Linked DNA regions of Homo sapiens: regions 2 and 3 are each linked to region 1. A link is an interaction called in ENCODE POLR2A ChIA-PET data of the cell type or tissue named here. Cell type or tissue: MCF 10A. All regions are shown on one strand. Region 1 overlaps LOC105369842 (a long non-coding RNA gene). Region 2 overlaps KCNC2 (potassium voltage-gated channel subfamily C member 2). Region 3 overlaps KCNC2 (potassium voltage-gated channel subfamily C member 2).

What was found. ChIA-PET counts read pairs that join two places held together with the same protein. Peaks named below come from ENCODE experiments on the same cell type or tissue, not always from the same donor. Only the 100,000 strongest peaks of a DNase experiment are listed, where the experiment ranks them.
Region 2: POLR2A ChIA-PET joins it to region 1 with 5 read pairs; 2 of 35 experiments call an interaction of 5 or more read pairs at or near these places.
Region 3: POLR2A ChIA-PET joins it to region 1 with 6 read pairs; 2 of 35 experiments call an interaction of 5 or more read pairs at or near these places.

Annotation. Positions count from the first base shown.
Region 1 is chr12:74,889,418-74,891,917 of GRCh38, forward strand. All of the region lies in intron 2 of LOC105369842 (a long non-coding RNA gene), which reads left to right. Among named protein-coding and RNA genes, the nearest start is that of KCNC2, 320 kb to the right of the region's middle. In MCF 10A, no CTCF peak of the experiment used is centred here; a DNase peak (open chromatin) is centred at 954.
Region 2 is chr12:75,085,611-75,088,110 of GRCh38, forward strand. The region is part of intron 2 of KCNC2 (potassium voltage-gated channel subfamily C member 2); the gene reads right to left. Among named protein-coding and RNA genes, the nearest start is that of KCNC2, 120 kb to the right of the region's middle. In MCF 10A, no CTCF peak of the experiment used is centred here; no DNase peak of the experiment used is centred here.
Region 3 is chr12:75,118,947-75,121,446 of GRCh38, forward strand. All of the region lies in intron 2 of KCNC2 (potassium voltage-gated channel subfamily C member 2), which reads right to left. Among named protein-coding and RNA genes, the nearest start is that of KCNC2, 90 kb to the right of the region's middle. In MCF 10A, no CTCF peak of the experiment used is centred here; a DNase peak (open chromatin) is centred at 1,425.

The sequences.
Region 1 (2,500 bases):
GCAGTAAGGTTGTGACTTTGTAATTAGATTTGGACAATAAAAAGCAGGGCAAAGTGATGTGATTCCACTTCCAAAAGTAAACTCTCAAATGCCAAATTTTCCTCCCTCTCTCTCTCTGTCTCTCTTTGTTTCTGTAGCCATAAGAAAATGACTTCAAGATAGAGAAGCCACACAATAAAAGGAGCCCAGATAATCAAGTCACCCTTTCAAAAAGAGATTTTCAGGTGATCCACACTACTAACAGTAGATTATGACATGAGGAACAAGATTTATGAACACACATAAAGCCCTTTGATTTGGGGGAGGTTTGTTATGGCAGCTAACAGCATTCCCCTGTCTAATATGTGACTCATACATCCTTGTATATCTTACTCAAATCTCACTTATTTGCTCATGGTTTTTAGCAATGCCAACCCCTTAATATTATGTAGGGAAAGGGTGTCAGATCGATACAAAACATGTGGCAGGTGAGATAGAGTCACCTTCTTCTAGCATCTGCAGTGATAGGATATTGGAATTTTCTTTTCCCCACTGGAAAATTCTGATGAATTCAAGTTATCCTCCCCGTCTCTTTCCTGTCCTAAACATGTGTGTGTGCACACACACACAGAGGAAAGAGAGAGAGGAGAGTGTGTGTGTAATAGAGGAGAGAGAGTGTGTGCTGTTCAACCTCTGAGGTATTCTCATCTGGTGGTAAGGATGTAGGATAACACTGTTTACGGTTGATGACTTGCTCACACAGCAAGAGTATATCTCAAAAATTCAGCCACCCAGAAATCACAAAATGATTGCACCCCATTTGGTAATATAGAATAGCAGAGAAAAGTCCATTAAATGAATTTTATCCACTCTATATGAATATAAAAATATGAGCCATAACGCAGGGCAAATCTCTGAGTAAGCCAGAGGAGCTCAGGCTGATTCCTGATATGAGTCTAATGATGAGTCATGGCCAAGCTATTTATAACAGAGTCAGTCCCGGCAAGAGGTAAGAGCCTGTGCAAAGCTTCACTAAAACCGGAGTTTCTGCTGGCAGCTACCATACTAAAGAAACACATGTGATACCGTCAATGCAGTGTCCCTGTGTAATAAACCAACAAACCCTTCATATTCTTTTAGTATCCATCTATGGAATGAGAATATTAACATAGTTACATAAACTAGCCTCTAATTTTGGAAGCTACTTAAAGCAGAATTATCAAAGATTTTTGTCTTTGGCTATAAATGTGATTTCAAACATTAAAAGAAGGCTGTTTAATAAAGACAAGAAAACTAGACTGAGTTAATGTAATACATTACAAACATGAAATTGATTAAATACAGCAAAAAAAAACCTCCCAGATGCATTCAGGAACATCATAAAGAATATTGAGTCTTCAGTATGTACCATATAGTTACACTGCAAAAAATTTCATTTGGTAATTTGAAAACTATTTGAAACTAATTTCATTTGAAATTTTGGAGGCTGGCTAAATGGATTTGCACAAATATAATTTGTGCAATATATATAGATATTAAGAAAATAGAAACAATTTTCTTTCATTTTGCATATATGGAGAGATGGCTGAACAACTTTAACTGCAAGCAATTTTGTCTAACCCAGGTAACAACAAGATACAAGAACCAACTACGTCAGGATCACTGGGTTCCTTTTTCTCACGCAGTTATATGGGACCCATACCATATAGCTAGAATCAGAATTATATTTTGAGTGTTGCTAGAAGCTTCATTTTTCTAACTCTCCACTTATCTTCCCTAAAGTTAGTGGGATCATCATCATTTGCACAAAAATATATTAGAAAGTTGTCTGGAACCTTTCAGCTTTGAGATTATAAACTAGATACCTTGTAAGATTTTTATAGTGGTTAAAGATAAGGAATGTGAAGCATCTGGCCTGACATAAAGCTGGCATATATTAAATTTAAAAATATTGAGATAACATGGAAAATAAAAATGCATAGGTAAGTAGTATTATTTACTCAATCTCATCAAAATGCCAATTCATGTTTCATCTTCACGACACTACAGATAGGGATCTAATACTAATAAACTTATCTTAAATAACAGGGGAATGAGTCACTCTTAAAAAAAATCTCATCCTTGAGTTAGAGAATTATTATGTAAGCCATTTTGGGATTGGGGTCCAGGTTTTTTGCATCTCAGAATTGAGCTCCCTTAGTTTTCTTCATCTTGCAAAATGTGGAAAACAGAAAATTTTATAGGGTCTCAAAGAATCCATCTTTCCTTTTCAAGGCCAGTGTTTCCAATTTGAAAAACCCATAATTTATATGTGTGGTGGGCATATTTCCTTAGTTAACTATCATCTGCTTTTAAGGTGATCCTCAATGTCATGTGATGTAAAGGGCTATTTAAAATAGCCATCTAAAATAGACAAATTGGCCTGATAATTTCATCTGCAGTTGCTTCTCAAGGAGAATTAACTGATCTTTTCTCTCAGCTGTTACAAAGACAGATAATATACAACCAGCTGTTGTGGATG
Region 2 (2,500 bases), 200 kb after region 1:
TTGAAAGCTCCATTAATTCTCTTAGGTCACACATATCTTCAATGAATGAATATATTTAAATAGTTATTTCTCAAATGGAAAATAGATGCTCTAGGGTGTTGTTGGCCTCTACTTATAGGCCTTTACTTCATTCTTTCACAATAGTACTTCCAGAGACACACACCATTTAACTGATTATGTTTACTTTCCTAGTAACCTTCCAAATAACGACTCATTTCTCAAAATATAAAGAACAAGAAAATTAGGTAATTAAAGATGACTTTAGAGCTGTGTCATTAATGCAATGGTAGTGATGAAAATACATTATGTTAATATACAAAAGACCTGATTTCCCACCCTTTAAATATTTCTCAGTACACTTTTTTTTCTGCTGAAGGTGAAAGTCGGACCTATGCCCTTGTCAGTTCTAAAACTGACAATTTTAATGTAATTCAGCTTTTCTAGATAAATATGTTTTCACTCATACTATAGTATGCTCTATTCATATTCTAGGAAATATTTAAAATGTAGGAAACACTAATGATGACTCTAAAGTTTCTCTATACCAAAATTCAAGAAGCTACTACTTAGCTCTAAAAACCACTTGGAAGGGCTTTCCTTGGTTTGTGGAGGGAAGAATCAGGGAGGGGTCAATAGGTCAGAAGTCTGGTTATTAGAAGACAAGACAGTGTGCCAAATTTGTTCAACCACAAATGGTTCCTGGCTGTTGAGCCATCTGTAGTCCCTGTTATTTGCCAATGTGCAGTTTTGGCTAAGGTGCAAGAACATGCATAACAAAAGAATTATCAGACAAATTTAACTAAGATAAAAAATAAAATGCAGTTTTGTATGTTAATTTGCTTGCTATATTTTACCTTCTTCGTGTGTCTCCTCTTGAAATACTAAAATGCATGTGAATAAGTCAGATGTTTCTAATTTGTTCTCAACCTACATTTGGTCATGTAGTAGACACGCTCCATGAGTCAGCACCAGGCTTCAGGGATAAGAGATATTTTTAGTTCACCTTCAAGCCAGTAGAATGTAGTCCCATAAAAAGCAAGTTCATTTGGCAAAAAAAAAAAAAAAAAAAAAATATATATATATATATATACACACACATATTTATCTTAAGTCATATATAAATACAGAGACATAGTTCAAGAAAATGAAGGAAAAGTGAACATTTGAAATTTCTGACATTAAGCAGGACAGCATTGTATACATCTTCTATGTTACATTCTGAGTTAAGAGGGTTTCTTTGGTAGTTGACTCAACTAGGAAACTGGAGTTGAATAGCTATGACATATTTTTACAATGTTTGTAAATTCAAAAGCACTTTTTGACTCACTTCATTTTATTCATGTAGTTATTCAACAAAAAATAAATCATCAAATATTTTCTATGTACCAAGTTCTCTGTTAGGTACTGAGGATGCAAAATTGAATTATACTTTCTTAGTCCTTGTCTTTATGGAACTTAGAGCTTCAGAAGAAAGATACATAAACAATTAATGATAACTCTATATGAGAAATTCCATAAAGATAGAAATTTCAAAAATATTAAACCATTTTATCTTTACACTGTTCCTATAAGCCAAATGTGGTTCACAGTTGCCTCCTTGTATTAAAGGTAGCATTGGATATGGGGTATGATGTGAATTTGTTAGGGCCTCAGAACTCATTGAAAGCAGTTATGATGAGGATACCTATCTCTAATCACTCACCTTAGCATTAGTACATGCTACCTCTTCCAGTTAGTCAAGATAACATTCTAGAGGCTTTGATTTATACATGCTTTGGCTATCGTTTTAGATAAGCAGAGAAATATCTGTTGATGCTCTTAGCAATCTTATAAGCAATTATTCCTATGCTTGGCCATTTCAGCAATGTTTAAACCTCTAATAATCTTGTAAAGACAGGATACATTTTCTGATTAATCTTTCTCAGTGTTTTCACTATTTTGAGAGTCGTGACCTTTATCAGTCAAGAAAATTACCATTTTTTATGCTCATGATCTTAATTCCCTCATCCACATTAATCTCATTCAACCAAATTTGGGAGAATTCCAGGCCTACACTGCTAGTTAATTTACAGATTCCTATCTGTGAGTACACAGTACTGTAGAGCCTGAAAATGCAAAGCATAGGCACAGGCTGGAGAGGCCAGGCCTGAGAACATGAGCACAGGCTGGAGGAAAGCTGCCTCCTCACCCCAGTGATCTGGAAACTGATTCAAAGAACCTTTCCAAAAAGCATCTTCAGGCAGAAGAATCTCGATATGACACAGGCTTATGTGTTTCAAATGAAACCCTTTGGCCCCCAGTACTGTACCCTTCCTTTCTTCTCAAGCTCTTAACTGCCCCCAAGTGACAGAATCATACATTTCATGGCAATGGATATCAGTTATGGAAAAAAAAAATGCCTAATAATTGAGGGATAGACTTTTTGTCTGACAGATATTGTTTTAGAGCTGGTCTATGAAACTCATTAGCTATATAACATTCAGCAACATATTTACTCTCA
Region 3 (2,500 bases), 230 kb after region 1:
GAAATTTGCTTACAAAACAAGTATGATGCCTACACCTTACTTTTGATCAACTCCATGGTAAGTTAACAGGCCTGGTGAGAATCCATCTAAATCATAGTGGGACACTGAAATTACAAAGAATAAAACAACGAACCAATTAATTGAAATGGTACATGGAATGTGTTTGCTGAATACCCCCTTCCATGGTATCCTTTAAGTCATTTCCTTTTCACAAAATGGCCCTGTCAAATAGATTAATATTATACACAATGGGGTAACTGACAGACTGGGATCTGAGGCTGCTCACTCTTGTTTTCAGGAATATAACAAAAACAGCATGCAGAGGCTGCCAAATGAAGCATTCATAGGTAACTTCAAAATGTAGGTTTTGTTTAAAATGTGGCTTTGCCCAAAACTAATCACTGCTAGGAAGGTGGATATTTTCTCTCTAGTAGAGATCGTGAAAAGGGTTAGTTAAGTGCTTTCCCTTACAATGTCTCACATGATCCTCAAAATAACACTGTAATATAATATTATAATAATTGTTATCTTCATTATTCAGATGAATAAACATATTCAGAGAAACTGGTGACTTAACCATGAAAACTTAACCATAACGGGTGAAGTGGGCCAGAATTTGAAACCAGTTCAACTTTCAAGGTCATGTTACTTCTATCATTCTGCATTGTTTGCATTTAGTAAAGACTCTTGCCCCAGAGAGCTGCATAGGTCCAGGGTAGACTGCATAGGCTTTGAGGTTGTTCTGTGCACCAACTCTGCTCCTTCACTTGGAAAGCTTTCCGTATCTGAAAGTTTTCAGTTTCCTCATATATAAAATGGTAATAACAACCTCCACCACAAAGATTTTCTTTGAGAATTAAGACAACATAAGCAAAAAGTTTAGTGTAATATTTTGGTCAACAACAGTAACTAAATACATGGTAGTTTAAGAAACAGATGACCCTTTCAACTGAATAAAGATATCTGATTATATCTGATAATAATTCTGATTATCTTTAGAATACAACTATAAAACCAAATCCGGCAAAATGTGAATCAAAGAGTTATCATGCTCTGCATAAAGCTTTCGAAGAGGATTTCCAGCCCATCATCTCCATCTCGCTTATAATTAATATAAGACTGGGGATTCAAATGCAATAAATACAGAATGAATAAAACAGAAGGCTAAGTCTCTCATGAGCTTCAGTTTGATATTTCTAGTCATTTGCATTTAAGGGGAATATAGAACAACACGTTTTCCATTATCCCCAAATACTCTATCATTTTAATAGTTGCAGAGATTCCACGGTATAGCTACAGTGTCTTGTCAATATTCACAACTGATTTATGTTGCAGTATAGACCACAGACAGATTCCTGGGCATCTTGGCATTGAGGCTTGGCAGAAAGCCTCCTGCCCTGGCCTTGAACCAGGAGTCATAGACTCCCCGCTGCTGGCATACCACAACCCTATATTCTAAATCTGGCAAGATTTACAGCTGGTATTGCACATAGCAGCATTTCTTTGTAATGCCATTTCTTAAGCCCAGCCAGTTCTTTATACTGCTGGAAAAAATCCATATGCTATCTCTAAATCCTAGGGACTAGCACTCTTGAACTTCTGAAGCTGCTTGGAGTAAGATCACAACTGAAGCCAAAGCCATGAAAAGAATATCCTGTCCCTGACACAGAAGTGCTAAAATTGATGGAAGACTCTGGCAACAAGGAGAGGCTCTTACAAAAGACTCCTTGGCATGTGATTATTAATTACCCTCCCAGGAAAGGCAGTTGCTGGACCTTAGTAAGTGTTTCTTGTAAGAAGAGATATGGGAATTATTTGAGAGGGGCTCCATAGTATGTTTTGCAGAGGGCCTTGAGATTGTACTCTTGATTATTAGCAGCTTACATCTTTTCATTTCTTTTTCCATTGCAATACTTTTTCCTTAAGTGAGAGCTCTGAGTATGAATCAACAAAAGACTTAACCCTATACATTTTTTAATAACAGATGTAACTATATTGTATCCCCATTTCATTTCCCTCTGCAACCAATATAGGGCAACTTTCCAATAGCCACCATTTGCACAGTGTCTGTATACAGCTCTCTCTGGACCACGGTATCCATGATGCTAGGACTGGCCTTGGTACCCTCTGTGTTTCCATTCCTAACCCTTACAATGTTTCCAGTTCTCAGTTTATCTCACTCCTATTTCCTAATGCTACGAATATTCATGATCAGTGCTATTGAATTCCTGACTTGGCTCTTAAATACATATTTGATTTCAATGAATTTCCTGTTAATTACAGCTGCTTTGTTTTCAAATTTTCCCTTTTGGGTCTCATAAAGAAACCAAGCATTCTGTCTTCCAATGTCAGCTGATTTAGGACAATTTGCTAAGTCCTCTTTTTCATTCTGCAATTAGTGAGCACAGGGCCAAGCATAGTGTGAAGCACTAAAGACAATACAGTGAAAAATAGGCATGATCTCTGCCCTCAAGAAGGAATGGATACTAAACAAGTAATC